Linked DNA regions of Mus musculus: regions 2, 3 and 4 are each linked to region 1. The links are chromatin loops, found by intact Hi-C in ENCODE. Cell type or tissue: left cerebral cortex. All regions are shown on one strand. Each heading gives the region's core, and the rest is flanking DNA. Links, peaks and the distances in the headings are about the cores only.

Region 1 (8,098 bases), core at 2,064-7,063:
ACAGCAGAGACATTGCAGAACCCAAGGTAGGCCCAACCATCAAGCCCAGCTCCCATGGACCCATTTCTTCCAGCCAGGCTGACATCTCCCACCCTTGAATAAAAGGTGGTGCACCTTCTCCAAAGAGTGCTGACATCTGTGCTCATTTCACATTTAAACCACACAGTTCTCTTCTCGTGTATAGTTACTAAGACATCAACACATCCCCATATCTTATCTCTCATATAAGTAAAAGTGGAACTTCAAATTAAGTAAAAGGATCTCAGCATTTGACACCAAAGCCGAGGGAGTGTGTGCTTAAATCAGTTAGGGATGGCCATCGAGGGGCCTTCCCTCCACTGGCCCAGTCTTGTCACCAGGAGAATAGGTCCTGTTGTGTTCTTTTCACCATCTCTTCTCTCTGTGTCTACTCTCCTCCCTATCTTCTAAACGGTGTCCCATGCTTAGGAAAAAGTACATTTTGAGACAAGGTTCCATCTTTTCCAAGTATCTTTAGGAACCACCCATTTGCCTCTGCTCCCATCGACCTACTGAATTCCTTAGGAAAGAGTCAGACATACGCGGAAGGAACAAAAGCCAAGAGGACTGGATAGCAGGACGTCAGAGGGAGGGTGACACAGCACCCAGTAGGAGAGCAGGCCAGGAGAGGGCTCCAGAGCTTGCAAGCCCAGTAAGGGTCCCAGGGATAACTCTAAGGGCTTTGAGGAGGTATTTTTAGTATATTGTGCAGCATACCAAGATCACACCTGCTGTTATATGGTGAATAGATACTATGGAGGCAAATGCGAGTAGAGATCACTATGAGGCTATTTCCAGTGAACTCCCCTGAGGGGAAACACAATGTCTATGTCGCTATTGTAGCACTAAACATAGGGAGAAACTGAATAGAGAGGAAATATCAGAGACTGCTTTTTCTTTTTCCAAGTTTTTATTCTGTGTGCATGGGTGTTTTGCCTGCATGATTGTATTTGGTACCCATGGAAACCAGTAAGGGAATCAGATACCTGGAACTGGAGTTAAAGATGGTGGTGGTCTGACATGTGGGTGCTGGGAATTGAACCCCGATCCTCTGGAAGAACAGCCAGTGCTCTTAACCACTGAGCTATCCCTCTAGTCCCAAGAGATAGTTTTAGAACAGTGTAGGAGACATGTGAGAAGATGCCTTATATAAGACATTCACATCCAAGTCCAAGTGAAAATACACACAGCATAGCAGGGGGCCTAGGGATATTTGAGAGACTCATCTGACCTTAGGGTTAATCTATAAGTCAGCACATAAGGCCAAAGCATAAACATTTAGAAAAGGTCTGTGGAAAGCCCTGGAAGTCTGTATCATGGTCTCCAGAGACTCAAACACAAGAAGTTAACTTGCTTTTCTCCTTGTTTTTGTGGCCATTGAAACCACACATTCCCCTCTCCAACACCATCATCTATAGAATAAGGGAAAACAGAGTCTGATTTCTGGACATGGAGAAGTGAGTGTGAAAAAAGTAAGATCTGGTTTCTTTGCTAAGTGGGCTGCATTGAACCAGTTTGCCTAACATGGCTTTACAGTATAGGCTATTGGTAATTGGTTCTTAAATACGGGGATTGCTATGGTCTCCCGAGTGAGAGTGTGGTAAGATGAGGACTGTATCTCTCCACCCTGTTGCCCTAAGAAACCACAGATGTGTGGCTAACAGTAGGAACTTCCGTTGAAGTGCTATAGGCTAGAAGGCAAAGCCAAGGCTTCCAGCAGGGCCACACCCCTTCAAGCTTTCTTGGCCTTTCTCAGTTTGTAGAAACATGACTTCAGTGTCTGCTTCCTCGTGACAAGGCATCTTCTCCTCACATGTGTGTGTCTGGGTGTGCTGCTCTTACTTTGTGAGTTGTGGTCGCTTATGAGGAGTGAGAAATGTCCCCCATGGGCTCAGCTTGGACCCCTGTTGGTAGTGTTGTTTGGGTAGTTAGTCTATTTTTATCAGTTTTATATTTACCATAATATAAGGCAAAAATATACTGAGAACACCTATCTATCAACTCACCAGTTCCCCCATTGGTAACTTCTTGCATCAGTTTGTTGTAATTGTCTGCCAGGGTTGACATACTTTTGTTGCCCAAAGCCCATAGTTTACAGCAGGGCTCGTTCTTTGCGTTGTAGTTGCCATGGGTTTTGGTAAATCTGTAACATACAGAATAGTTCACTGCCCTAGAAACCCCCTGTCTTTCACTTATCTCCTCTTCTTTCACTGATCATCTTACCATACTGTCTCCATAGTCTTCTTTTTTCAGAATGTCAAATAGAATCATGCAAAATGGAGCCTTTTCAGATTGACTACTTCATTTAGAATACCCATTTAATATTCCCCTTGCCTCTTTATTGCTAGCTCGATAAAGAAAAAGAAAAACAGTCTCTGGTGTTACTTCAATGTGTGCATGCATTCATACATGCCAGTTTGCATGTATGTGTGACTGTGTTTGTATGTGTGCGTGCATGCATGTATATGCATGTATGGGCATGTGCATGTGTGCATGCACAATGCATTGCATATGTGTGTGTATGCATACATGCATGTCTACATGTTCATGTGTGTGTGCATATGTGTGCATGTATGCATGCATACATGCGTGTGTGTGTGTGTGTGTGTGTGTGTATTTGCACATATGTGTCTAAGCACCTGTGGAGGCCAGAGGTGGATGGTGGATCCTTGGATCCTTTCTATCACTCTCCATCTTCCTTTCTGAGTCAGCATTTCTCACTGCACCGGGAACTCACTGACTCATCAACGATAGCTGGCCATCAAGCTCCAGATAGTCTCCTGTCTCTACATCTTCAGCACTAGAATTGGAGGTGCACACCAACATGCTCAGTTTTTTTACATGGGTGCTTGGGACCCAAAGTTAGGTCTCATGCTTGCATGGTGCGCTGGCTAGTTTTATGTCAATTTGACACAAGCTACAGTCATCTGAGAAGAGGGAAACATGATGGAGAAATGCCTCCATAAGATCACATTATAGGCAAGCCTGTGGAGCATTTTCTTAATTAATGATTGTTGTGTGTGTGTTGGGGGGGGGGCGTATTCCAGCCCATTTCAGGTGATGCCATCCCTGGGCTGATGGTTCTGGGTCCTATAAGAAAGCAGGTTGAGGTAACCATGATGAACAGGGCAGTAAGCAACATCCCTCCATGGTCTCACCCTCGGCTCCTGCCTCCAGGTTCCTGCCCTGCTTGAGTTCCTGTCCTGACTTCCTTTGATGATGAACTGTGATGTTGAAGCATAGCCATTTCTTCCCAAGTTGATTTCATCATGGTGTTCTATCACAGCAACAGCAACCCCAACTGAAACACATGACAAGCACTGACGAAGCCACCTCCTCAACTCCCATTCATTTCATTTTGTTGCTGATTAACATTCCAATTTAGAAATGCATTCACAAAAGATTTTGCTTGGAAAAAATAACCAAAGACTCTATTGCCTTAGAATTAGATTAAAAGAAATGTCCAAGAACTGTGTCAGAGATAAAACTAGGGTAAAGGGGAACCTTGGTGTGAAGGAATGGACAGAGACAGCACAAGGCTTCTTGAAGATAGTGTATATTGGTAGAAGATGGATTGTGGATGCAGATAGTGAGTATTGGTAGAAGATAGATTGTAGATGCAGATAGTGTGTATTGGTAGAAGATGAATCATGGATACAGATAGAGTGTATGGACAAACGATGGATCATGGATGCAGATAGAGCGTATTGATAGAGGGTGGATTGTGGATACAGATAGTGTGTATTGGTAGAGAGTTGACTGTGGTTACAAATAGTGTGTATTTATAGACGGTGGATTATGGATGCAGATAGTATGCATTTGTAGAAGATAGATTGTGGATTGGCCATGAATACAAGAGTCACAACATTCTCCTAATGTCTTCTTATTGAAGCACAGGCCAGCTGCCTGTTTCCCAAGTACAGGGCCTGAGCACACCCCCTACTCCATGATATCTGAGCTTCCTACTAATCAGAGGTTAAGAAAAATAATAATAATTAAAGTCCTGTATCTCTTGACTGTATGGACGCCACAAAATTCCATCCTGCAGATACCCACATAAGTGAGTGAAGAAGAAAAGCTAGGTCCCCATATTCAGGGAATGAGGGAAACGGATGAGTGGGCAGAATAATGGGTCACAGATCTTGTAAAGAAGTTGGAGCTGCTGCTGCAAAGCTCAAGCTATGTTTAACTAGGTGCTGAGCTCTTGTAGAAGGACTGTTTGCATCAGACTCAATCCAAACCTTTCCCCAAGATCTCCTGCAACAAAACTAGACTGGTGCTGGTTAACACAGGAAAATACTTGGGCAGTCTGTCCTCTAGTCATCTACTACTGCCGGATCTTTAGCGCCACCTCGTGATATGCTTCTCAATCGGGCTGCTTCACAGAGGGAACCCAAATGTCTTGGTTTAAAGCTGCAAGGATTAAAGCTTTCCTCTTAAGGTGCAAGATAAGAGACTCTGTGGTAATGAACAAATCGAGAGCTTTAGGATTAATGTCAGAGAATTTGAAGTCACACAACTTAATCTCAGCAATTACACGCACAATTAGCAGCAGGATTTTATATGTGTACAAATCGTTGTGGAATTTTGGACATGAGCAATTTTGGACAGCGAGGCCAAGATCAAACGTTCAATCTATGCAAAGGCAATGAAGAGCCGAGAAGTCGGAAAGAGAATCTGACCCAGAATATAAGCCTTCATGAAATGGCCAAGGCCAAATGTCCAGTAAATTAGACAGGAGCCCCAACTTCGTGAAGTGTCTTTGGCTTTTTGGCAGTACTACTTCAGAGAAGCCCTTTCCCTTGCAGAGTTGTTGGGCTTTGCCAAAATGGCTTTGATAGTCTAAGGATGGGTCAGTCAGCTTTATTCTAGTCTGAATCCAGAAACTGTTCTTCCGAAGGTTTGGGTCACTGTCCTTCAGACAGTTCCTATAATGTGAAGGGAAGTTTATTATACTTGTTAAGCATACATAAAATATCTATAATGGTGACTCTTGTCTTCTTTATTTCCTGCAGAAGTTTATCTCCACTTCTATATCTTTTTTTGAAAAAATTTTTTAAATTTTTATCTGATGTGAATGCTTGTGTGCTGAAGGCATGTATGCATGCATGCAGGATCCCTCAGAGGTCAGAGTGGCAGATGATTGTGAGCTCTATATGGGTGCTGGGATCTGGACCTGGGTCCTCTGCAAGAGCAGTAAGTGTTCTTAACTGCTGAGACATCTCTCTGGCCCCCCCATATATTTTTAATTTTGGTGAGTGATTGCTAGTGGATTATAATTATGTTAATTGTACTATTAATAAAGGATATTCAAAATCTACTTTAACAAACATCTGGCTTGGAATTAAAAGGGGGAACTTGTATTTATTTGGCTACAGATGCAGACTAGGTGATTTGACATCTACTGATTTGTTTAATTGGAATGTTATGTTTATACCGATGAAGAAACAGACTCAGGAATTTTAAATGGCACCCTCAGGGTTGTACATTAAAGGAAGAAGCTGAAAATTAAATCTATGTTTCCTGTCTTAAAGTCTAGTAGTATTTTTATTGTACTGCATCAGTCCAATACAGTCAATGTGTCTGTATTACTCTCAATTTTAACAGTACATAGAACACTATATACTGTACCAGACTTCCTTTTGCAAATTCACCATGCTCACCTGCATAGCAGACTTACACTGAGTTCTAAAAGAAAGCATGGATTTAGTCTCATGGTCCTCAAGCTCATGAAATTATTGCTGTTGCTGCTGGTGGTGGTAGTTATGCTGCTGCAATTACTGGTGTGTGTGTGTGTGTGTGTGTGTGTGTGTGTGTGTGTGTGTGTGTGCTAACTTTCCTCTGAAATAGTCCTCTATAAAAAAAAAAAATACTGCAAAGAATGCTGGCCTACAAGGTAGTGTGCTGGAGTCTTACTGGAGAGGTGCAGACTCTGAAAGGTGGAGTGTTAATTGAACAAACATACAATCTTCTGAAGTAAGACTTCCACACACTTGCCAAAATAGTTCTGTGGGCTCTGAGGCTTTGTTGCTGGACTAAGCAGCCTTGAACTGGACAATTCAAGATGCTTACAATGAGATTTGGAAGGAATGGTACCTAAGAGTGTGTGAGAGCACAGCAGACTTGTCAGTTGTGTTTCCCTGTGTCATCCACCCTAAGCCAGTGGAGTCAGTGCTCTGTCATTGGAATATGGCTTAAATCTTGGTACCACAGCTTAGTGGTGGTGTGGTGGGGAACTCTTTCAGAGGCAGGGCTAAAATCAAGGTAATTAAGTATGTGTTTCTACCCTCATAAATATATTAATGCTGCCTTTCAGGAATGAGTTAAATTTCTGCAAGGAGTGAATTAGTTCCCATGGAATCAAGTTGTTTAAAAGGGAGCCTAGCACCTCAGCATCACCTTGCTTCCTTGCTCACACACATGCCTTTTCTGCCAGGAACTCTTTTCTCTTCCATTTCTCTGCCATGTTGTGATTCAGCCACAGGGGCCTATCACAAGATGCTGGTGCTATTAGTAAGAAATTGTTTGGACTTTAGTGCTACCAGAACCAGCATGAGCTCAGTAAAGGTGTGTGTGTGTGTGTGTGTGTGTGTGTGTGTATCTGTATGTCTGTGTGTCTCTGTGTAGTTATCTGTGTATGAGTAGGTATGTGTGTGTGTATGTAGATGTGTGTGTGTGTGTGTGTGTGTGTGTATGTAGGTGTGTGTGTGTGTCTGTAGGTAGGTGTGTGTGTATATGTAGATGTGTGTGTGTAGGTGTGTGTGTGTATGTATGTATGTAGGTGTGTGTGTGTCTGTGTCTGTAGGTAGGTGTGTGTGTATATGTAGATGTGTGTGTGTGTAGGTGTGTGTGTATGTAGATGTGTGTGTGTAGGTGTGTGTGTGTGTCTGTGTGTGTAGGTAGGTGTGTGTGTGTATCTGTGTGTGTATACAGGCTAGTGGTAGTGCTGAGTACTGAACCCAAGGCATTGTGCTCACATGCTTTTCATCAGGAATAGATGACAGCCTATGATGCTTTGATTAACATTCCAGTCCTAAGCCTGGCATAGGAAACACAGGTGGGGGTGGGGAGGGGATGAACAACAATTCATAATCACTTCAAAATTAGAAGATATAGATGACTTACTGAACATGAAGAGCATCTCTGAATAGTGCATTGTTAGGCTCACTCAGTGGTAAAATTCTGGGTGCTTTTATTCTTATATCAAGAACTAGACAACAATAGTCGCTCTTACCAATTCTACTTAATATTGTCATGGTGAGATAGAGAAGTGAAAATAGATACGTGCATTAAGATTATAAGTGGTAGATGTGCCTCAGTAAGGAGAGATTCTGTAAGGGTAAGGGCACAGCTGGGATAGTGACTGGGCTCCCTCTGTGTCACCCTTACAGGACAAGGACACAGAGGGAGGCCAGTTACTATCCCAGCTGACTCCATTTTGTCCCTCTTGCATGATCTCTGTCTGAGTCACTTCTCCTCAGCTATCTCAGGTTCCTGCAACTGTGAAGCTTGTAGAGTAGACAGATCCTCTTATAATGAGAATGGAATTGGTCCCTCTGGCATCTGCAGACAAAAGACACCAACAGGGCCTCATGGGATCGGAGGAAATAATGAGTGAGTGAGCAATATGATCACAGAGTCTTGACTAGGCATAATTTTGTTTCCCTTGTTGTATTTTCTCTATAGAATCCTCTAAGTCTTCTCAGTGACTCCAGGGCAGGGCTTAGGAAGCCGGTCCCTCCAGGATGGGGCTTAGGAAGCCGGTCCATCCAGGATGGGGCTTAGGAAGCTGGTCCCTCCAGGATGGGGCTTAGGAAGCCAGTCCCTCCAGGATGGGGCTTAGGAAGCCAGTCCCTCCAGGATGGGGCTTAGGAAGCCAGTCCCTCCAGGATGGGGCTTAGGAAGCTGGTCCCTCCTTCCCTCCCAGTGTGGCCATGCTGAGGAACTTTCTTTCTCACTGTAGTACCGCTGGGCTCTAAGACTACATGTGGCTAAAGCTCATCTTCTGGGACTCTAACATCAGGCTTCTTTTCTGTCCCCAGTATCACTCTCACGCAAATGACTTGATTGTATACACAGA
Region 2 (8,098 bases), core at 1,250-6,249, 250 kb before region 1:
AAGCTTTTGGATTTATTAAACTTAAAAGAAGGCCATTTTGTAATAAGATAAATGCTAACCCTAGCTCAGCCTTAGCCGTTGAAAAGAATTATGAATTCTCAAATCTAGTATATTCTTGATTTTACAACGAAACCCATATTTAATGATCCCATTGCTTGTAGTGATAAGTGGATGGAACAAATCTATTTTTAAAAATAACTATTTTGCTTATGACATGGAGTTGTGTTTTATTTGTCAGGGCTAGAGACCAAGCCTAGGGCTGTGCCCACACTAGGCATATGTTCTACCGCTCAAGCACAGCTCCAGCGCAAATGGCACACGTTTCAAACGTTTAATCTTTATGCCTTGTTTCAAAGGGGGAGGTGTTTTAATTACTTCACCCGTTGCTTTCACAAAATCCCTGAGGAAGGAAGGAGTTGCTTGGGCTCACAGTTGAAGAAGATGGGAAGCCTCTCGGCAGGGAAAGCAAGGCGCAGCAGTGATGCAGTGGAGTGCCCAGCATCAGCAGCACAGTCAAGAAGCAGAGAGAAGGTCCCAGTGCTCAGCTCACTTTCTCCTTTCTTTTTTTTTTTTCCATTTTTTATTAGGTATTTAGATCATTTACATTTCCAATGCTATACCAAAAGTCCCCCATACCCACCCACCCCCACTCCCCTACCCACCCACTCCCTCTCTTTGGCCCTGGCGTTCCCCTGTACTGGGGCATATAAAGTTTGCGTGTCCAATGGGCCTCTCTTTCCAGTGATGGCCGACTAGGCCATCTTTTGATACATATGCAGCTAGAGTCAAGAGCTCCGGGGTACTGGTTAGTTCATAATGTTGTTCCATCTATAGGGTTGCAGATCCCTTTAGCTCCTTGGCTACTTTCTCTAGCTCCTCCATTGGGAGCCCTGTGATCCATCCATTAGCTGACTGTGAGCATCCACTTCTGTGTTTGCTAGGCCCCGGATAGGGGACTAATATCCAACATATATAAAGAACTCAAGAAGGTGGACTTCAGAAAATCAAATAACCCCATTAAAAATGGGGCTCAGACCTGAACAAAGAATTCTCACCTGAGGAATACCGAATGGCAGAGAAGCACCTGAAAAAATGTTCAACATCCTTAATCATCAGGGAAATGCAAATCAAAACAACCCTGAGATTCCACCTCACACCAGTCAGAATGGCTAAGATCAAAAATTCAGGAGACAGCAGATGCTGGCGTGGATGTGGAGAAAGAGGAACGCTCCTCCATTGTTGGTGGGATTGCAAGCTTGTACAACCACTCTGGAAATCAGTCTGGCGGTTCCTCAGAAAATTGGACATAGTACTACCGGAGGATCCAGCAATACCTCTCCTGGGCATATATCCAGAAGATGCCCCAACTGGTAAGAAGGACACATGCTCCACTATGTTCATAGCAGCCTTATTTATAATAGGCAGAAGCTGGAAAGAACCCAGATGCCCCTCAACAGAGGAATGGATACAGAAAATGTGGTACATCTACACAATGGAGTACTACTCAGCTATTAAAAAGAATGAATTTATGAAATTCCTAGCCAAATGGATGGACCTGGAGGGCATCATCCTGAGTGAGGTAACACATTCACAAAGGAACTCACACAATATGCACTCACTGATAAGTGGATATTAGCCCCAAACCTAGGATACCCAAGATATAAGATACAATTTGCTAAACACATGAAACTCAAGAAGAATGAAGACTGAAGTGTGGACACTATGCCCCTCCTTAGAATTGGGAACAAAACACCCATGGAAGGAGTTACTGAGACAAAGTTTGGAGCTGAGATGAAAGGATGGACCATGTAGAGACTGCCATATCCAGGGATCCACCCCATAATCAGCATCCAAACGCTGACACCATTGCATACACTAGCAAGATTTTATTGAAAGGACCCAGATGTAGCTGTCTCTTGTGACACTATGCCGGGGTCTCCTTTCTATTCTAATATTCCTGCCCTAGGGCAGGGGCTGTCCACACTCATTGTGGGGCTCAATGAGCTCAATCTACAAATGCCTTCACAAACATGCCCAGAACTTGTCTCCTCCTAGGCGATTCTAGAACCTGTCAAGTTGGCAATCAGTGTCAACCGTTCTAGGAGGGGAGGCAAGGTTATGTTTGGTCTTGTTAGGCCACAGTCCTGCTTTTCCCTGCGGCTGTAAACTGGGCAGCACCACAGGTTCGGGCTCTTGATTGCGTCCTAATGCCCTGCTGGAATTCTAGGTGAGTGTTAAGACTTAACAGGTAGAAGTCAGAGCCATTGTTTGCAGGGAAAGTGGCAGATGGTGTGTTGGTAGAACTTCTGGTGGTGGGAAATAGGTCAGCCTAGACAGAGACCTATGGATGGATATGGATGGAAATCCCAAGCACAGGCATGGCCAGTCATACAGGGCTCTGCAGCTAATACATTAGGATGTGGGGTGGGGGTGGCACATCTCAAACTGAAAAAGTGCCTGGGAGCCGGGAATGAATGTGATTGCCATCATGACTTTCATAGTGAGGGGAGCTCCTGACCTGTCCTAGGCTCTCTGCCAGGTTCTCCAATTCCTACCATACCCAGAGCAGACACGAGTGCTGGAGATGCAGGCTCAGTGTACAACCTGCCTTTCTACTCTTCTCTCTTCTGTCAACCTAACAGCAGAAATGGCCTGTTTTGAGCGGCAACCTTCACAGAATTTTAGCCCTTTAAACCTGGAAGAAACCGCAGTAGGCTTTTAGCCTCTGATTCCAACTTAAGGTATTGTTGTCTTTAGTCTCACATGCTGCAGAAGCTGGAGGAGAGCCTTAGAGACTTAGGCTGCGGGAACCTCAAGGGAGCTAGCTCCGAGTGCATCCATTTCCCTCCCCTACTGTACAGACAAAGGAACCATACCCAGCACAGGGGTCGTCCAAGGAGAGAGGGTAGTAATACCCAAACTGGAATCAGTTTGCAAGCCAAAGGCTGTTTTGTACCGACACCAGAGCTTCAAGCCACCTTAAAAACACACACGCAGAGAAAAACAAACAGTCTCACCTAGTGAATCCATTGGATTTGCATACTTCTCTTGGGGTTCAGCAAATGCCCACATGCTCGGCTCTGGTTTTAAGTAGATACTGTAGAGAAATCACATCAGGTGCTCTCTTTCTCCCTCTGCTGGCTCTTGGTGCTGATTTTCTGAAACCGACACAGACATTTGGGCAAAGAAATGACTTCAAATAAAATGGAGGCATGCATGTGATTGCTTTAGAAATACTAGAGGAATCTATAGCTTTTTCTTCAAGAAGCAAAAATCAATCCAATGGGGGGGAAACATCTCTCCCTGTCTCTCTTGGTTTCTCTTGACTACACACAATGGCAAAGCAAAAAAAAAAAAAAAAAAGGAAAACTTGAAAAAAAAAGTTGACAGCATTTCTATGATTCAGCTAGCAATTTGCTGCGGTATCCAGGGAGACAGCTTCTCACATACATTAGCATAATGTGAAATGGCAGCTAGAACTGGAATTTACTGTCTAAGCAACTCAGCCTGAATAGCCGTGGACGACAATGCAATTTAAAGGAAATCCAAATATTAGGCTTAAGTGACTGATATAGCCCTGAAACTTCTTCATTTTCAGCATATGTGGTCCAGTGTGTTCCCTCCATCCTATTTGGCATTCTTGGGCAGTTGTTTGGGATGCAAGGTTAACAAAGAAAGATGTGTGGCTAGTTCAGATCTAATACAGCATCCAGCCAGCATCGGTTCACACTGCTCATTGCCACCTAAATACATTTTTCTTTCTTCATGATTTTTTTGGGGGGGGGATTTTCTGTTTTCATTGATATTCAAATGCTGATGTTTGTTCTTCCTGTCCCCCCCCCCCCCCCGCCGCCCTCTTTTTGACTTAAGAATGTATCTCTTGGCTTTCTAGTTATTGGTAACATGGAACCGCTGCAAATAGTAGGGGAAAGGGAGTGCGCTTTCTCTCTCTCTCTCTCTCTCTCTCTCTCTCTCTCTCTCTCTCTCTCTCTCTCTGTGTGTGTGTGTGTGTGTGTGTGTGTGTGTGTGTGTGTGTGTTTAGAGGGGGCTGATGATCCTGGGGAAGAATGTCCTCAAAGGAACACAATTCCAGAAGAACCTGGACACTATCACGGCCTTCTTACTGACCTTTGGCTCCTCTTTTCCCTTGTCCTCCTGTCTGCATAATGCTATTCCTGGGATTGAGGTTCAGGCTAAGTAGAATGGGACTATCACGTTGTTCAGGCAAGTGAGACCCATGGACATACTAGCAGTTTCCCAGGAACAATCTCCCACGTGATAGCCCATGATAGCCCTTCTTCACTACTACCCTGTGATTATGCAAGGCTTAAAAACACCTGAGTGACCTGGAGGCAGGGCCTTCCCTGTGTTACCTTTAGAGGTGGAAGGATATTAAAAGGCTGGGGTGAGAGAAGTTCCATCTGAATACATTCATTTGTAGTGCCAGCTGTTGTGACACCACTAAGACGAGTGGGTGTAGGGTAATGTTTAGGCTTTAGGGCTCACCTGTGATGGCAGGACATGAGCCAAGGATGTGGTAATTCAGGGTCCTGGACACTTAGTGCATAATGGAGACCATCAGCAGGGTCTCTCAGTGGCTTCTGTAGTGCGAGAGGAACAGACCCCAGACAGCAGCAGCAAGATCAAGCCTCCCCAGGAATCACTATTATTTTCCATAATTCCCTTGAAAGGCTCACAGCATGACTTAAGTCTAATATACTCATGGTTTTAGTTTATTACAGCTGAAGAATATAGAAAAAACTCTCTCCAGGTGTGAGATACATCGAGAAGAGCTCAGGAGATTCTAAATTTGGAGCCTCTAGGAGCCTTTAGTTTCTTCCCTTTTGGAGGAATAGAAAGCCACCCTGTCACAGCATCAGTATACCATGACATACATAGAGAGTAATGCCAATGAGAGAGGCCTGCATGTCCCTTGGTATCTTTTTTTCCCTTTTGTGTCAGGAGGGGGACTCTGTCCTATAGGCAAGCGTTATCCTAGTCTCTAGCCCTTTTAGAGCTTGATCTGACAGGACAATATCTAAAGTTCCGACTCTAAATCAATGGGTATGACCCAAGGTCCTCAGAATGCAGAGGCATTCCCATGAAGGGTCTCCTTCTTGGGCATAGATGTGTCCTCTCATCCTGGGAGAGGTTGATTCTTTATCATACAGCTTCTCTCTGATTGTCTGTGTCTTTCTTCTTTGAGACTCCTTTGCCAACTGCAGACATCTTCAGTTAAGCTGAGGTGTTCTGGAGCTGTGTGTGAGACAGTTGGTTATGGCGGAGGTGAGAGAACCACAATGGGGGAGGTGGGGGGAAAAGCTGTAGTTGGCAAAGGAAGGGGGCCTTCTGTGAGGAAGTACACTTGAGGATTGTGGATGAATGGAGCAGGAGGCATGAAAGCCAGTAGGTTTATGGGTAAATGAAGTACTATTTTAGGTTGTGATTTTATCCTTTCATTTTGTCTGTCACGTGGGTGTTAAATCAAGGATAAATATCTCTTAACCTTCAAGACTGGAGCTGGTTTTGCCAAAAAGGCAGGGTATGTTAGATTAGAAATAACTTCCTCTGAAGCTAATAAAGTTTTTTTTTCTTTTGCATACATTCATTTAGGCATTAGAGTTATCAAAGGACACGGGATGAAGTGGATTATGTTTTTGAACATATCAATAGTAATGGTTATTATAATCTTAAATAATAGACTGCTGTCTGTAGAGTCCTTCTCTGTGACAGGCAGTCTTGAATTATTCACCACCATCATCACATTTAATTGTATGAATATCACTAATGGGGTTGGTACTCTTAGCTGAACTCTATACATCGAAAGATTTTAGCTTTAGATCAGGCCAACAAAACCCCAAAGGATTGCAGATAGCAAAACCAGGATTCACACCTAGGCCTCCCTGACTTCAGTATCTTTTCAAATCTGCTTCCAGTCACCATGATGGACACAATGGTAAGCCTGAACCTCTGATATGTTATTTGGATATTTCCTTTGTTATTTAAAAGATGACTTTAAAAAGTTGTCCTTGGCTTCAGCCAGCATCTTCAAGGCACAGTCCTTGAAGTAGGCAACCTGTTGATGTCCTGACGTGAAGGAAGCATCAAGCTAAGAGCCAAGCTCATATGCAGAGCTGCTTGGAGCAGTTACAGAGCCCATAGCTGGGCCTTCTGTGCCTCAGGCTTTGCTGGCACTCCCACTACACTCTAGCTTTGGCATTTGGGATATCCTTATATTTAATTCATGGTGTATTGCTGACTGGATCAAGCTTCTCCATGGGGCCTGCTCATGCTCTGAGCCCCTATTTCCCACCCTGTAATTGGGAATGAAAGAGGTGCCAGACTGACTACCATCTCCCCCTCAGATCTAGCCAGCTTCCAGACTTAGCAACTACTTTAGCAAGGATTCTCCACATTCACCCTGAAAACCAACGCTGTCCCGTATAAGGAAGTACAATGCATTTACCCCATTTCTATCCAGTCTCCCAAGCTTCTCTGTTTATACGGAGCTGCAGAATTAAATGGCTTGTCTTTCTCATTTGTGACCAATGTGAAACACAGCAACTGACTAGACATTTATGGCATTCCTAGACAGATTCCTTTAGATATAGATGACTTTATGCCTTTTGCTTAGTGTGGGCTGGGGCTTGACGTTCTGTGAATCATGTAGCCTTAGAGTCTACGGGAGTAAAGACGTCAAGAAGCCCTTGCTTCAGCCTCCTCTATCTGTAGGAACAGCTTGGGCAGCGCCTGCTTCTAGCCCAGATACACTCACATCAGCCCATAGATCCAGGAACACCAGATTCAACTCCTATGCTCTGGTTGTTAGGATACAGGCTTAGAAAGAAGATCCAAGAGATTTTTTTTCTCTCTTGAGCCTAAAGACTCATGTAGTGTGGCAACAGTACCACTTATCCATCTTTTAACATCACTGTTGTTTGTCAAGTGTCCTCAGGAATTGCTCTGCTACTCTGAACAATTTTTTGGGTTGAGATTGTTGCCAAACTCAGTTGAAGTTTCATTTCTAGTCAAAATAAGGGATTTTTTCAAAAACACTGCACGATTCAAGTTGAAGCTTAATCAAAACGGTGCAAATGAGGATAAATTCTCTTGACAAGCCTTCTAGAAACCAAAGCCAGAGCTCTTGTTGCCTGTGATTCTGATGCCACCATGTCCTTGGTAAGAATGTCTCTTGTCAGAACAGAAGGTTCTGGAGCTGGGGAGCTGGGGAGATGGTTCAGTGGTCAGAGCACCGACTGCTAACAGTGGACCTGTGTTCAATTCACTGCACCCCTGTGACAGCTACAAGTGGAGTTACAAGTGTCTGTACCTCCAGTTCCAGTGAATATATTGTACTCTTCTGGCCTCTACAAGCACTGCATGCAGGGCCTTCATAGACATGAAAAACACCTATGCACATAAAATCATTTATAAAGACGGAAAAGGTACCATGTGTTGGCTTCTCAGCCTTGTCAACCATGCAAGCTGAGCTTCCCTGGACTGCCCTTTAGTCCCCAGCCCCATGTCTCCTTGAGGCTCCTGGTTCTTCCAGGCATTTTTGCTATACTATCTTCTACATGGTGGATATCTGTTCCAGCCACCAGGTAGCCACACCACAGGAGTCTTTGTTCCCTAAGGCTCTGGTATGGATTGAACATGAAATGTAGCCCACAGGCTCAGATTTTTAATGCTCGGGATCCTGTGAGTGGTATTATTTTGGGATGCTTTAAGAGGACCTAGCAGGAACAATTAGGCCACTGAGGGGAGGGGAGGGGGAGGGAGGGAAGGGGAGAGAAGAGGAAGGGAGGGGAAAGTCTTTATGAGTATATTATCCATGGCTTCTGGCTGTCTCAATTCCTGCTTTCTGACCTTCCATGATACAAACCATCATGGACTGAACGTTTGAAACCATGAACTAAAATATATTTTTCTTCTTTAAGTTGCTTCTGCTAGGTATTTTGGATATGGAAGCTATAAAAGCAGTTGATATTAGTTCTAAGCCAGACAGTTTAGCTCCAACCCCTGGAAGTGTTTTTCTGTGAAGGGATAGTGGATTGTGTCCTCAGTTTGTCCATTGTACCTAGCTTCAGAACCCTTC
Region 3 (8,098 bases), core at 1,398-6,397, 240 kb before region 1:
TATTCAATAAATTGCATCAACTATTCAACACTTCGTTATAAAATAGACCCTGTGTTAGATGATTGCTTGTGGGCTAACAGGTTCTGAACACTTAAAATGTTCTAGGTTAAACTGTGATGTTTAGTGGCCTAGGTATTTAAATGCATTTTCGACTTAGAATATTTTCAATGTAAAATAAAGTGTTTGGAATTGATACATTGTGAGTTGAGACACATTTGTAGCTGTGAGCCTCTCTGCTGAGCTTAATTTTCCTTGCCTATGACGTGAATAACACTGTCAAGGTCTCTTCTAGATATATAGTTTCTTCATTATAAGGTTCATGGGAAAACCATGATATATAAAACCCAGGCAGAGCACTTCTTATATAGTTATGGGTTGTATAGAGTTCATTGTCATTCAGTCAATGGCAAAGTGCTCCTGAGCACCATGGGCTCATGTGTGCCAGAGCATTGCTGCAGGGGACATCTTTGTTCGTCTTTGATGGTCAGAGCCTTCTCTTTCTACAATGGACAGTTGAATGTTCACCAATCAAACCCCATTTCAAAGATACTAAGATGGTCCTTTATAGAAATATGTTCCCTGACAAATCTTTTGAGTAAGATTACTATTTTGAAGTAATCAATGACTCTTTGTCTGTTTTGATTGCATGAATACTCCCTGAGGGACTCTGGATATTGTCTTATATGTGGAGTATGCAGACTCATGGAAGCAGGCCAGTGTGAAGAGGCAGATGTTATGATGAAAGGCTACACAGGGAGGTCAGAAGTGGCCTTGTGGACATTTAGTAAACTTTATGGAGACAAGTAAGACTTAGGGCTTTGATTTGTGGGTAGGAAAGACAGTGGGTGCAAGTCTTCAGGCAGTGGCCCTGGGAATATTGTCATGAATCTTTAGTAGTTGCATGCCTTGAGCAAGGGGATATTATGATTAAAAAAAAAAAGCTGGATGACCCAACACATGCTTATTAAGTATGCACGGAAATATTCGTCGTTAACCAATTACATTGATTTTTAATGCAAAAATCTGTACTATGTAATCTTAAACACCTTATAATATGCTTGGAAAGACAAGGTAGGAAGATAGGGTGATTCAGGTAAGAGAAGAAATGGGCTGGAAAGAAGAAACCGACTCTTTAGGCTAACAATATATAATAAGATAGAACTAAAACACCACAGTTGTTCTTAGGTTTAAGGGACCAATCAACAGACTGAGAGTTTGGAACATCTAAGAACTTCCTTGACTTCCACCTCATAGAATTTGGCAGTGTTAAATGACTTCCTCCAAACAAACACAAGCAATTTCAAGCTTCAGGATGAAGGCTGGGTAGCCAGGGCATGTCAAAGGGGCCTTGGCACCTGGTTGGCACACAATTCTGAGTGTGACACTCTGGAAGGCACTTTAAAAGACCTCGGGACCTCTCAAGAGGCATGACCAGGGAAGTGCAGAATCTGAAAAATATGTGGGACAAAGAACTGTTCATCCACTGAGATCGCTCAAGTGCTGTGAAGCATGGGTACTGGGAAGTATGTTGGGGATTTAAATGCTTGATGTCCTTGTAGAAACATAATGAACAATCCAGTGAGCCCAGAGAATTTGGGAACAGTCACATAGCTGGAAAGGGCTGGAAATTGGACACCAACAAGAGGCCGGATGAGGGATGGACCCTGTCCAAGTTTCATTTCTGTTGCTGTGATGAATTACCCTGACAAGAAGCAACGTAGGAGAGAAAGGGTTTGGTTTATAGTTCCAGGTTTATAGTCCATCATATAAAGAGAGTCACAGTAGCAGGAGCCTGAAGTAGCTACTCATATCCATAATCATTAGCAGAGAGAAATGGATGCATGCAAGCTTATTTGCTTGCTTGTGCTTAGCTCAGTTTTTCTATTCTCACCCAGTTTAGGACTGCCTGCTTAGGACTTGGTGCTACCTACTGTGGATGGCGTCTTCCATATCAATTAACATAATCAAGACAACTCCACACTGGGCAGCTCAATGTAGAAAATACCTGATTGAGACTGTCTTCCCTGTGCTTCTAGGCTATGTTAAGTATATTAAAGCCAACCATCACAGGCCCTCAAGAAGGAAAACTCTTTATGACTTCTAGACTGAGAGTGATCCAAAATGTTAACTTCCTCATCTATATAACAGACTTTGATGAGAATGAAATAAAACCAGATGCAAGTAAACTTATGGGCATGTCATGGTCTTGTAGATTGTGATAACATCACTGTAGGCTGGGCTCCTGCCTCAGCACAGTCTGGTCCGAGAATATCTAAAGTGTGAGTATCTCAGAACTGTTCCTTGACAGCTAAAGTTTCCTCTGCCCTCTCCCATCCTAGGAATTCTAGGAAGCTCCCATCTAAGTGCAAGGCCACTTGTCTGTTGTGAGGCATGTTGAACATGGCTGGTGAAGAAATTTCCCTTGGTCCAAACCAAAGAGAGGGGAAAGCAAAGCAGGAGGAGAATTGGAAACAGTAGCCTAGAACCCTTCATTCTGTGATCGTATCTTTCAGGTGGCTTCCGGCTTTCTTCTTTATGAGGATGCTCAATAATAGTGGGGTGGTAATGGGTTGAACTGTATTTTTTAAAACTGGTGTCACTCGTGGGAGGAGTGGCTAGCTGTTGTCTGTCAGAATTTGAAGGCCTGTGCAAACTTAGAACTTGGGAAACAATGTGAGATTCCTTTTCTGACCGAAAGGCTGCTATAGATTGTAAACGGGAGCCTACGGAGTATACCTTAGAATACCATGGGGAGTCAAGAGAGAACTGGCCACTTTCCTCCTGTGTAGACGGAAATGCCCACAAAGGCAGTGTCTGACAAGCTCTAGGGAAGGGGAGGCTGCACTGAGCCTCACTGCAGTACTGCATTGTTAGTGTACCCACAATCCATCTCCCAGCTGAAAATCTCCCAGGCTGCTTCTGAGGAAGCCAGCTGTGAGTAAGTAGTATGGTGTCTCTTCCTGAATAGCCATTTCTGAAGCCTCTGGGGCCTTCCCATGCAACCTTGATGGCTTTGCTCTCATCTCTCATCTGATTCCTTTCTTGGATGCTCAAAGCCAAAACCTTCAGATAGACTCCATGCTCACTTAGGTCAGGCCCTGACCTAATGCCCAAGGCCCTCGGTTGTATGTAGCAGAGACTCAACTTGGGAGAACTTGGTTTTCACAAGCTCATCTCAGGAGGCGGGGCTGGGGCCTGCTCACCACTTTGCCATAGTCTTTCCATCCTAGGGGCTAGGTTCTGATTACCAATAACCCTCCTTCCTTTTACATCCTTGCCTGCATTCAGAGGAGACAGTGCTGGTTGGCCTTTCAGATGTGTGCTGTCTGTTTGTAAGGGACAAGAGGAGAAAGGGTTCCCCAGCCCACATGGGAGAGGTCAATACCCTTCTAAGAACAAGGAAGGCAAGCAATGGATGCCAGCATTCCAGCTTGGAGCTGGTCTCTGTCTGTTGCTCCATTAATACTGTGGACTCCCTACTGGCTCAGGCCAGTAATTAAAGCATGACTTTGTTTCATTAATGAGTTGAAAGAAACAAGCTGGGCTCTTGCTGACACAAACAGGTCAGGGGCAGCCTGTGCCCCTGGGCATCACAGTGCTCCATTTCCTAGGCGGGTTTTCCTGAGCCAAGAGTCTCTTTCCCCCAGTCATGCACTCAAAGGGCACTTCTTTCTTTCAGGCCCTGGGGGTCTGGATGGGACCTGGATTTTGCATTGGCACACCAGTCCCTTGGGCCTCAGGTGACTCACAGTTTGTCAGCTGGCTGTCCTGGGGCAAAGTACGTCCAGCTTGGTGCTTTCTGCTCTCCTGCCCAGCAGTCTCATCTCCCCTCCCCACCCGCCCAACCTCCCTTCAGACTGCACATCTTGAAAAGGAACAGTTAAATGTACAAAGTGAACTATTTCAGGGCATGGAGGAGTGAATGCTTTTGCTTAGGGAAGCACAATCTTTTGATGATGGAGCCCCTGTTTTGTTCGCTCTCCACCTTCTCCCAGGAAAAGGAAAGGGATACTGCAGTTTGTCAAAGCTCTGTGTATGGCTCCCTCACACACACACACACACACACACACACCCCACCAGATTCAAGGTGCACTGTTACTGCAGGAGCCTGTGATAACTCCAGCTATTAGTATTACTTTATTTTAAGTCTCGGGTTTAAAATAGCTGCAGGGCTGCACCTGGAATAAAAATGAATTAAAAAGAAAATCACGGAGTGGAATTTAAATAGCGCCTCAGGGACAGGCTTGTTCTTCTGATGCCATCAGTTAGACCCACAGGTTCTCTCGCTTCCTGAAAGCCTTGCAGAGTGCCACTCACGTGAGCAGACATGTGTTTTGCCATCTTTTCTTCTCCAGGGCTTAAAAATATCTTAGGGAAGGAATACTTGTCGATCTTCTCTAATCGTCATTTATCAAGTCTCTGGTTGAATATGGAGCAGCTAACAAGCCCCAGCTACCTTCAAGGGGCCCAGAACTGCAATGCTTGATGGCGGACCACAAAGTGTAGTGGGGTGTGGTCCCCATGCCCAAGAGCACAAATGCCGTCCCCCCACCCCCCGAGATGTAATGGATCCCATGATGGCTTCCATGACCGCTGTGTGCTTGGGAATGACTCTGGAGTTGAGGCTTCGACAATGGGTCTGAATTCTTCAGCAGGTAAAGGGATCGTAGTGCTCATGGCAAAGGAAACTGCGCATGCACAAATTCAGGCATGCTGAATGAGAGCGTGAGATAGTCATAGAAAATGGAGTGGGGAAACCTGGTGGGGGTAAATCAAGAGTAGAGTTGGGTATGCATGGCATTGTCTCAGAGTTTAGTAGGTGAAAACACACAGGATGTTAGGGTTTAGGGCAGTGGGACGGGCTTTGCTTTCTTAGAATGACCCCTTTGCTGGTGGAATAGAAACTGCATTGGAAGAGGCTTAGCGTTGATAAGGGGACCCGTTTGTTTGTGATGACGGCAATGCTGGGGAGGCGGGGGCGGCTGGGTGTGAAGAACTATCAGAAGAGTCCTTTAAGCTGGATTTAGTGGCATACATCTACCACGCCAACACTGTGAAGGCAGAAAAGGCTGAATTGTGAGTTCAAGGCCAGTCTGAGTGACAGAGCAAGACCTTATCATAAGGAAAATGGAGGTATTTAGAAGTACAAGAAAACATGGGACATGGTGGTCGACTCGGGTAGAGTGGCCAGAGAAACACCAGAACATTCAAAGGAGACTGTTTGGTATCTTAAAAGTAACCCCCTAGGTGTGCTAATTGTGAGGCCCTTTCAGCCTTACCCTTAAACTGAATAATTTTAAAAGTTCCGCCATGGATGGGAGGCTCGGATGGCTTTGGTTGACGAGAGCATGGCAAGGAAGGAGCTGCGATCTCATTCAACCGCGAAGAGCAAATTGTAGAATTAAACAACTTGTCTGTAGTGCTCGGGGGCTCTACTTTTTTATCCACTTTGCCCATTACTTTCACCCCCACATTCCTGAAGGTAAAAGACAACTCCTAAGATGCAATGCCTGATAAATCTGGAAGAGAGGAGAATAATTAGGGAATTTGTTAATTATTACCCCATTAGCAATTCTGTTACAGAGTCCAAATGGTAGTTTACAACACCAATTTAGGCCTTATCGGATAAGAGGTATTGACTCAGTATGAGTCCCTGGAGAGACATGCTAGTGAAATTCAAACTTACTTGTGAATGTAAACCCAAAGGCATATAGAATTGTAATCAAGGCATAGCCTAGTATGTGAAGTCAGTGTAAGTTTGACAATGTGGGAAGAGTAGACAGCAGATTTTCAGACCATCTCAGAGTTTGTTCTTCCTCCCACCTGCACAGAGATGAAGAAGGACATAAAACATCACTCTCTCTCTCTCTTTTTAAATTTAGTTTATGTATATGGGTATACTGTCAATGTCTTCAGACACATCAGAAGAGGGCATCAGATCCCATTATAGATGGTTGTGAGCCACCATGTGGTTGCTGGGAATTGAACTCAGGATCTCTGGAAGAGCAGCTGGTGTTCCTAACGGCTGAGCCATCTAATAACAGCCCCAAATAACATCATTCTAATTACAGGTGTGGAGTATTGCACACTTGGATGGCACCTGACCCTGTGGTATGTATACTCCAAGAATGAGCTCATCCAACCCTTACAGTTTACAAGGGAGGGGCTGTCAGTGTGCTTGTTTTGTTACTAAGGAACATGGAGCCTAACTGGTCACCAAACTGGTTCAAGGATGACAACTGGGCATGGGCAGAGTTGGCATGACCCAAGATCCAGGCTTGGGCTTAGTTCATTCCTGAGTGCCTTGGCCATTAGCTGGTTAACAGCAAGAGGCAGATAATACTTTGACCATACCTCCCAGGTGCTCCTCAGCTATAAAAGTAAACCAATCGACTCCTCTTGTTGTGTGCTTTTTTTTGCCCCTGTCTTCACCATTTCAGACAATGTGCTCTAGGCAGGGTGAGATCTGGCTGCTTGGCCCTTTGCCATACACCAGTGGTATATGGAACTCGCAATTCAGATTTCCCTCTCTAAGTTTCCCACCCTGATTCTTGTAGTGAGGGGGTGCACTTTCTCTTGGATACATTCTACATTGCTATTTGTTTTTCTTCTGGCTGACATATGTGTGTGTGTGTGTGTGTGTGTGTGTGTGTGTGTGTGTGTGTATGTGTGTATGTATGCATATTAGAATGGGAAATTAAATCCCATTACAGATGGTGGTGAGCCACCATGTGGTTGCTGGGAATTGAATTCAGGATCTTTAGAAAAGTAGCCAGTGTTCTTAATTGCTGAGCCACCATCTCCAGTCCACGTACTTTTGTTTAAACCTTCTGCTTTTGGCATGTCATATAGTAAAGATAATTGTCTGAGAGATTTCTATTTCTTTCCAGAAAATTTTCTGTGGGGCCCTAATGATATTAACACTGGAAAATATCTAAGACCAGGTGCTGGAGAGATGGCTTAGTAGTTAAGAGCATTGGGTGCTCTTGCAGAAGACCTGGGTTCAATTCCCATACCTACATGGCAGCTCACAAAACCATCTATAACTCTAGTTCTAAGATATCCAACACCTTCTTCTGGCTTCTGCAGAAATGCATGTGATGTGCACACATACATATAGGAAAACACTCAAACACATAAAAATAAATCTTTCTTGTTTTAAGGAAAGAAAACATATAGAGATCCTTGTCTTGAGCATGGGCGAGCTTATTGCGAGTGTCCCTAAACCACCCCATGTGTTAAACCAAGAGGGGGCTAATGGCAGGAATTGAAAAAAATGGTTATTGAAAACAAAAAGGCAGTTATTGACTTACTGAAGACAAAACAATGGCTGTGCAGGAGAACTGCTATGGTGAGCTGGATCCACATTCATTCAGCTACACTGCATAAGGCTCTCACTGCTCTTGCTGCCGCTCCTAGGCTGGGTGACCTGGGCATTGGGTCAGGCAGTTTTCCATGGGTAATCTTCACAGTGAAGGAGCCAGTTACAGTAAAGAAGCAACTCCTCCCAGGTGGTTGCACTCACTGTTGGTCGTCAGCATGCCAGATGATGTGGGAGTTTGATCATCTCTAGAGCTGGAGATGTTCAGTTTCCTTGTAGTCTTCTGACACTGCGCAGCCTTTAAACTTACATTATTAAGATGGGTGTTATGGGTGTCTATAATCCTAGCACCCTGGAGGCTAAGGAGGATCTTGAATTTATGGCAAACCTGGGCTACATATGTCTAGACCAACCTAGGCTATGTGAGGAGACCCTGTTTCAAAACTCAAAGACCAAAATTCCAAACCAAACTTCTTAAATCAGTGTTTTTTAGCTTTATTATTTTTCAAATCACCACTTTATTGCCATTATTGTTAGCTGTTTCTTTTTAAACTGGCTTAAATGTATAGGTTTTAAGAGTCAGGAGAGAATGCTTCATTTGGTTTTCTGGAGTTTGGTTGATGAAATTGTTATTTTCTTCCCAGGGCTTTCTGAAGCTGCAAGACTGTCTCCTCCTAACATTGTTATTTGTCTTGTAGACTCCTAATTTCCTTAACTCATTTTCAGGAAGGAGCCCTTTCTCTCCTGTGATGATTTTAGCCACCCTTCTTGAGACCT
Region 4 (8,098 bases), core at 1,015-6,014, 68 kb before region 1:
GAGAGGAGAGAGAGAAGAGAGGAGAGAGAGGAGAGAGAGGAGAGAGAGGAGAGAGAGGAGAGAGAGGAGAGAGAAGAGAGAGAGGAGAGAGAAGAGAGAGAGGAGAGAGAAGAGAGAGAGGAGAGAGAGGAGAGAGAGGAGAGAGGAGAGAGGAGAGAGGAGAGAGGAGAGAGAAGAGAGGAGAGAGAAGAGAGGAGAGAGGAGAGAAACTCCAACAGATGGAGATTCACAAACACCTCTGCAATAAAATCATGGTTTAAGTGGCATTCCAGAGACTAGGTGGATCAGGTACATATCCATTTCATTTTCCTCTTAAGTTTCAAGATCTACATTAAAAAAGTAAAATATAGAAATATATGAAATGAAAACTCCATAGGTTGAAACCCCCTTGTGTATAATCCAGGACACACCTCCACTACCTGGCCCTCGAAAACCTCAATCCAGCTGGACACAAACTAAACCCAGAGGCAGCTTCTAGGTGGTTGTTGAGTTGCCTGTTTGAGATAGTGGAAGCTTTTGGGGTTCAGAAGAACTGTGGGTTATCTTGTGTAAGGTGCACTGGAGGAAAAGCCCCTTAGGATGTAACTTCAGGGACTCTGGGTAGCAGATGGAAAGGTCTGAATCCTGGCAACGACCCTTCGACCTTGGCCATTTCTCATTGTAAGGAAATGCTCAGCTCATCCCTCTACCTTTGATCACCCCGCTAGATGTTTTCACAAGTGCTTAAAGGGTGACTTTAGTGTAAGTGCCACCAGGGCCAGCGAGTTTGTAACAGCATCTATGTATTTGGGCAGGTATGAGCACAGGCAACACAGGTGAGAGGGGGTTACAAGGAACTCAGCACTCCAACCAGTGATCCTTTCAAATGGGTACATTTTGTGTCTGTCCTAGCTATGGGATGGCCATCAAGTCTAGAAACAGGCATTTTTGGTGCACGCACATGTGTGTGAGTGTGTGTGTGTGTGTGTGTGTGTGTGTGTGTGTGTGCAGAGGCAGTCTGGATGGGCCAGTTATACAAACAAAATATTTTTTCAAAGCCACGTGGGACCTGGAGAAACAGATTAGCAGTTAAAAGTGCTTACTGCCCCTGCAGATTATCTAGGTTCGGTTCCCAGCACCCATGTGGCAGCCCACAAACACCTATAATTTCAGTTACAGAAAATCTGATTTGCAATTTGGGCTCTGCCAGTCCCAGCACACATGGTATATACGTGCATACATGCAGGAAAAAAACATGTATATACATCAAATAAAAATTTTTAGCCAGGTAGTGATGGCACACACCTTTAATCCCAGTCCTTGGGAGGCAGAGGCAGGTGGATTTCTGAGTTCGAGGACAGCCTGGTCTACAGAGTGAGTTCCAGGACAGCCAGGACTCCACAGAGAAACCCTGTCTCGAAAAACAAAACAAAACAAAACAAAAAATCAAAACAAGTGGCCAACTCTATTCTCTCTAGAATTGATGCCAGTCTATGAATGACCCAGTTATTATAGCTGCTTGACTTGGAATGCTGCACTACTGTAGCATAAACATGCTGGGATACAGAACAGCCTTGTAATATAAAGATATAGCCTCGGGAATAAAAAGAGAAATCCTGTCCTGGGTGTTTCTGGGTTCTGCTCCTGGCAGTGTCTCAGCCTGGACGATTTTCACGGCTTGCAGAAGAGGCAACGCAGGTCTCCTCTCCTTGCCGCACGCTCCCTTCCCAAACACGTCCAACATCTCTTGCCTCATCCCAGCAAGTCCCAAAGGCACCTTTGATGTAAAACCCTGTGACCTGCCTGTTGATGGCTGATGATGCAATGGTGTATAATTCAACCGTAATTTATATTCCTTGCAGGTCTGAGCATAGCTATAAAAGTGTTCTCGAGAGCTGAATGCTGCTGGGGCGTTTAATCTCAGGCAAGGAGGGATCCAGTGTTCCTCAGCTTCCCGGAATGAATGCTCAGTGCTGGAGGAGGGATCCTCCCTCCCCCCCCCCTTTGCTGATTTGCACCTCTAAAGTTTTAAAGATCAAATGGGGACTGAGGGGTGATCTTAGGGAACAGGCTGCCTCTCAGGCACCCCATCCTGCATGCCTACAAGGGCATTTCTGCAGCAGCAGAGGCCTTCTCCCTCACAGGAACAAGGGAAACAGGCCAGGGCTGGGGACACAAAGACGTCATCCCTCATTCCTGGGAGCAGAAAAATGTCACACAGATGGATCTTTAGCTCTAGAAAGCTGGAGAAATTACATGCCAGTGAGGTTTTGGGCACATCTTGGTCACACAAGAAATAGATATTTGGGGAAATGCCTGTGTACACAATATGTAACTGATCTGGATTCTTGTAAGAACCCTGGGCCTCGGTTTCCTAGGAGATGGCTTCTTGAATTAGTAAGAGCATTCCTGTTGCCTAGCCCAAGGCCTACATTTTGATGCTATTTCTCCACAGGGTCCATTGCTGTGGCATTACTGCCATGGCTTCTCTGAGCATCCTTAAGGGGTGTGGGACCACATGTGATCCCCTCCCTTTGCTCTGTAGGCTAACAGCAGCTAACACAGAGGCGACACCATTTTGTTGGCCTTATGCACCTACAATTCATGTTCAGAAGTGGCCTGAGTGAGGAGTTAACACTATGGTTGTGCCTGCCAGCTTGAAAAATGTTATATCATGCTTACTGACCATGGTCTTATCCCGCGGTACCGGGATGAGATGGAAGTATTATTGGGCTGCTGGCTAAGTGCTCTTGGTAACATTTCAGGGCAACAAAAGAGATACCTGTTCCAAAACAATGCAGTCTCCAGATGGGAATTTCTTAACATTGGCAACACATTCCACAGATCTGTGTTTCCGTGTTGTCCTGACTGAGGCATGGTACTTCCATGATGCAGTCACTACGGTCTGCCTCTTGCCTCCAGAGTAGATAACACTACCCTGAAAATTTCAGTAGAAAGTGTGGCTAGTCAGTCTGCTTAGGGCTTCTTGGTGTTGGTACAGAAAGTCTCACACCCTAGGTACTCCATCCTATAACTCCTAGGACATCTGGGACAGTTGGCCACACTGGAAATGTTGGCACCATTTTTCTATGGACTGGGTTTTTTTTTTTTAAAGATTTATTTATTATTATACATTTTACGGGTGTTTGTGAGCCACCACGTGGTTGCTGGGATTTGAACTCAGGACCTTTGGGAGAGCAGTCAGTAGTGCTCTTACCCGCTGAGCCATTTCGCCAGCCCCTGAACTGGGATTCTTGACTGGATTAAAAGCCAGATGGACACCAGTATCTTTCTCCCCCTCCCCCTTCTTGACTAAGACTATAGTAAGCCTAGCTGCCTTATATACCTTCTACCATGCCTACCCTGCTATGATGAACTGGGTGTCAAAACTATAAGCCCAAGTAAAACCTACCTTCCTTAGGTTGTTTTTGCCAGACATCCTTCTATAGCAACGAGGAATGTTAACTAATGCAGCTTCATATTGATTTTGTAGTCAGCAATAGGCCAGGTGCATGACACTGAAGCTAAAAGATCAGACTGAAACTGAGAAATTCCTTTCTCCTGTTCCCATACACTTTCGTGGTATTCTTGCAGCTACTATTGCATAATGATGCATTTCTCCAGATGTGCGTACGCTGTAAAGTGAAACGTATAACTTCCTCAAACTGAGTGCTTATTTGACTCATGATTCAGGAGGCTGCCAAGTCCAAAACTGTGGCACCAGCCTTTGGTGAGGCCTCCCTTTTCTGCATCACAGCAGGGTGGAAGACATCATCTGGCCAGAGCAAAGCTGCTTATTCAACTTACTTTTCCTCTTTCTTTTTAAAAATTGTTTTTAGACATTTTATATCTGTGTGTAGGAGGATTTTGCCTGCTTTCTATGTCTGTGCACCAAGTATTTGCAGTTCCCACAGCGACCACAAGAGGGCACCAGATCTGGGACTGGAGTTACAGAAAGTTCTGAGCTGCCGTGGATGCTGGATGCTGGGCATTGAACACCAGTCTGCTAGAAGAGTAACCAGGTGCTCTTAGCTGCTGCGCCATCTCTCCAGCCTCTTCTTTTCACGAGAACGCCACTTATCTGATTCTAATTACTCTTCCTGCAGCTCCACCTTTAAATATACTTACATACTAGTTTAGGGATTCCCTTTCCAGCAGTTGAGTTTTGGGTGAAAATGTGCGCACGATAGTGTAGGAGTAGCACTGAGCTCTCTGTTTTCCCAGAGGAACATGCCATGTTCCTGGGATGGGAGAGCTCAGTCATGTATTAGGGCAATTTCTGGCCAGAGAAGAGCAGTTTGTTGCCAGAGTGTGTGATGTAGTCCAAGAGGGAAAGCAGGAACCTGCAAGGTGAAAACAAGTGAAAGCTGACACACCTGGGAAGACTGCAGGAAATAGCTAGGAAAGCACACGAACATCTGGCTTCAGGGCAGCTTGGAAACCCAGAGGTATCTAAACAGGAGGAGGCTGTCAGCTAGCGAGAGAGAAAGCCCGATTCTAGATAAGGCAGCCAGAAACATTAACTGGAGATGGTAGTAATGGGAAGGAGGTGAAGGGGGAAACGGATTTGAAGTAAGAACAGGAGTTGGGAATTTGGGCAGGAAATTCTTCCAGAGGACTGATGTTCGATCCCCCAGCATCCACTTGGCAGCTCAGAACCTTCTGTAACTCCAGTCCTGGGAGATCTTGTGCCCTCTTCTGGCTGCTGTGGGAACTGCATATACTTGGTGCATAGACAAACACGCAGGCAACTCGCCCCCTCCCATATCCTCCTTTGCCCTTATTGGACTAAAGGGCATCATTTAGATCAACAGTTTTTGAACCCTGAACTAGATTGTCCTTTTGGTAGCCAGGCATTGACAGGGCTCAGAGACAGGAGCATGCAGCACAGGGTGGGTAGCTGCAAAGTGGCGTTAGATGTGTGCTTCCTGGAAGAACTCTGAGATAGACAAGAGAGGGAGTAGGCGCTGTGGGCGAGTCAGCCACGGTAGCACTCAGACATACCGCCAGTTGCTCTCCTGGGCTGTGGCTTCCTGCCTGCAGGTAGAGTTTACAAATAGGGGCATCAGACAGTATGGGTCTGCGGGTTGGCACCGTCTGCATGCCAGCAGGTCTTGTTAGTGTAAACTCTCAGCGTAGCTTCTTGGAATGGCACCATATCTGATTCTAACTGGACTCCTGAACTCTGAGCCCGGAGCAGCAAGAATCCTGGCACCAAGAGGCTAATTAGGTTTTATTTCTCATTCCTACCAGCTGGGACTGACTGGCTATGGCTGGCTGCCTAGAGACTGTGTTGAGAAGTCAGAGACTTCTTGCAGGGCCAGCAGGCAGGAGGGTTGAGACTGTGAGACATTTCTGCCAAATGTATGGGCTTGTCATTAATAGAGCAGCCATTGGACTTTGCTGTCTCAAGGATGGCCCATGCGGCGGCACACCTAAAGCATGTCGGTGGTCTTTAACTGGCGTTCGTCTTGGAATGCTTTCTCCCAGTGAAATTTGTCATGGAAACAGATCGAAGCAGAGCTCTTCTGCTCAAACAGAGGAGAAAGGTCTGGGTGTCTCTCACGCTTCTCCCCTCTTTCCTAGTGGCAGTTCTAAAAACATCTACACATGAAACTATTTGAAAACCATTAGAGCAGGTGCTACTTACATGAAGACAGGGACGAGATCTCTCTCTCTCTGTCTCTGTCTCTTTCTGTCTCTCTGGATGACATATGAATTGACAACCAGAAACTCAGGGCCATCTTGGGCAACAAATCCCATGCAAGGGCCCAATTGTGAAGCATGCTTCTCTAGTTTAAAATCACAGCACACTTTTTAGCATAGCTCAAATGTAGGACTGTGTGGTCAAAGCCAGACAATTACTCTGGTAGGTGAACAGAATCCACTTGGGATTCTCCTCATGGAGAAAAGAAGTCTAGGTTGCATTGCTAGATGCTGTTGAAGGTTTTTTAACAGGATAGACATAACATAATTTGGCTAGTTTTACGTTTTCATTGGTTCTTATATAGGGCAGAAGTAGAAGTCAAAATGCCAGTGGTCTATTATGGGAGTTGATATAACATGGAACCCAGGCTTGGGTGGTAGCATTGAGCACCTTACAGCTGAGAGGTGTATTGGGTATCTAGCACTTTGCTCTCTATTAGACATGAAGCCCCGGGACCAGGGTTCCTGACCAGGCTTGCCCCCTGCTTCCCCCGGAAACACTCCTCATCCAGTACCACCGTCTACATTGAAGTTGCTCTACCCACTCCACTCTGGGTGTTTACAATCCACTGGACCCTGCTACACCAAGTTCCCCAGAGAGGAAACATTTAGTCTCTGCTTCAGCTCTTTGATTTCTCAGAAGGAACCAAAGGCTCAGAACTGATGACAACAAGCCCAATTCCCTCAGTCCCCTGTCTGGTGTTATGTTTGCTTTATTCTTGGTTTTTCATTCATGCATGGCTTATATCTCCATTACATCATAAGTTGCTTTTTACTTTCATTTTAATTAAAGACCCTTTAGAGCAGGGGTCATATCTTATTCTCCCTTTTCTCTCATCAACATCTAGTACAGTAATTGGTCCAAACAAAAGACAAACAAATGTTGTTGATTGGCTGTTCTGGTTCTATGAAGCCCACTGCCCAGCAACTACCCCTACCCCACCCACCATGGCAAAGCCACTCCTTTCCCCAGGACTTGATGTTGCTTAGCAACCATGTAGACCCCATCCTCACCCTCTGCAGCTGCTGCCTGAATTTGTATTCGGCAGGCTACACTTGTAGGCACTAGGTATCAGCAGTGCAGAGAGAGCTCCACCCCAAAGGGAAGGGTGCATTGAGGGTGGGGACTTTGTCCTTCACTGTTTTGCTATAACCAATACTCGATTGCCATTGGAATCCCAATTGCCTTTCTTGACTCCCGGCTTGCCTCTCACTAAGTGCTCACAGGGAGTTGAAGGACAAAGTCTGCAGTATACTCTGTTTTTCCTTTAGAGTAAGTGGAATACAGACTCATTTCTGAGGTCTCCCATGTATGTCCTGGCATCTTTCTCCCACGGTGTGGATCTTCCCTCCCACAGCTTGTCTCCCAAAGTCCTTCATTTGTTTAGTGAAGAGGATGGTGAAGCCACTGAGGACGAATACCTCTGTTTTCTAAAGTTTTTATGAAGTCCTATGTGACCTCTGACACTGCCAGAGATTCAGTATGGAAGGTGCTGACCTGGTTTACATCTCCATCTCAGGATTCTCCGTCGCATGGTCGATCCATGATTCCTAGTGTCCAGAATGACCCAAAGGCAGGTCGGATTTGAACTTAACCCCACTGTGGGATGGTGCTTCATACTGTACTGTGTGTGCATAATATTATCAAAAACCCAATCTATCCTGCCTTAGTTACCTTCCTATTGCTTGATCAAGCACCATGACGGAGGCAACTTAGAGGAGGGAGGCTCTATTTGGGCTTCTGTTCCGAGAGGGATAAGAGACCATCACCATCACTGTGGGGAAGCCTGGCAGCAGGCAGGCATGACAGTGGGAACATTAAGATGAGAGCTCACATCTTAAAATGAAAACACAAGCAGAGGGAGTGACCTGGGAATGCCATGTGGCTTTTAAACCTTAAAGCCCACCCAGTGACATATTTGCTCCAGCGAGATCACACCTCCTAAACCTACCCAGACAGTGACACCAACTATACAAGCATACAAGCACCAGAGGGTAAGTGGGGAGAGGATTGTCACTGAAACCAACATATATCCTAAATCTACATGTTAACAAGTTCTACAAATTGCATACTAACTAATGAACTTACAGGTCAGCAACTGGAAGACTATCTGTAGTACTCAAGGCATAAGCAGGCAGCTTTGGTCTGTTAGAACTCAGATTGAATGACATTTATGTCGAGGTACATCCCTCTTTCCTCTGCTAATAAGCATGCAGTTCTGATCTGGAAAATCTGTATTGAGACTTCATCATCTTGAGAGCCATCAGAGGTCTCCTGGTCCTTAGGACCTTGGGATCGGTGAGCCACGGCACTTCATGACTTCAGCAGGTCTGGGGCTACTATTCTCATGAGTGAGGTGTATGTGTTCTGTTCCTGTTACCATGGACACAAATGTATTAACTCGAAGCCTGG

Evidence for each region. Peaks named below come from ENCODE experiments on the same cell type or tissue, not always from the same donor. Only the 100,000 strongest peaks of a DNase experiment are listed, where the experiment ranks them.
Region 2: a loop joins it to region 1, with 2.7 times the contacts of the local background. A loop is called at or near these places in 3 of 42 quality-filtered maps.
Region 3: a loop joins it to region 1, with 2.1 times the contacts of the local background. A loop is called at or near these places in 3 of 42 quality-filtered maps.
Region 4: a loop joins it to region 1, with 4 times the contacts of the local background. A loop is called at or near these places in 13 of 42 quality-filtered maps.

What each region holds. Positions count from the first base shown.
Region 1 is chr6:40,299,221-40,307,318 of GRCm38, forward strand. No RefSeq gene overlaps it. Among named protein-coding and RNA genes, the nearest start is that of Agk, 22 kb to the right of the region's middle. In left cerebral cortex, for the core only: a CTCF peak has its summit at 4,371 (motif pointing left); DNase peaks (open chromatin) are centred at 3,340 and 4,360.
Region 2 is chr6:40,046,605-40,054,702 of GRCm38, forward strand. All of the region lies in intron 2 of Tmem178b (transmembrane protein 178B), which reads left to right. Among named protein-coding and RNA genes, the nearest start is that of Tmem178b, 180 kb to the left of the region's middle. In left cerebral cortex, for the core only: a CTCF peak has its summit at 3,139 (motif pointing left); DNase peaks (open chromatin) are centred at 2,560, 3,132, 3,430, 5,298 and 1 more place; H3K27ac peaks cover 580 bases.
Region 3 is chr6:40,058,000-40,066,097 of GRCm38, forward strand. The region is part of intron 2 of Tmem178b (transmembrane protein 178B); the gene reads left to right. Among named protein-coding and RNA genes, the nearest start is that of Tmem178b, 190 kb to the left of the region's middle. In left cerebral cortex, for the core only: no CTCF peak of the experiment used is centred there; a DNase peak (open chromatin) is centred at 4,294; H3K27ac peaks cover 456 bases.
Region 4 is chr6:40,232,362-40,240,459 of GRCm38, forward strand. The region is part of intron 3 of Tmem178b (transmembrane protein 178B); the gene reads left to right. Among named protein-coding and RNA genes, the nearest start is that of Agk, 89 kb to the right of the region's middle. In left cerebral cortex, for the core only: CTCF peaks have their summits at 3,899 (motif pointing right) and 4,680 (motif pointing left); DNase peaks (open chromatin) are centred at 1,832, 2,252, 3,893, 4,700 and 1 more place; H3K27ac peaks cover 1,702 bases.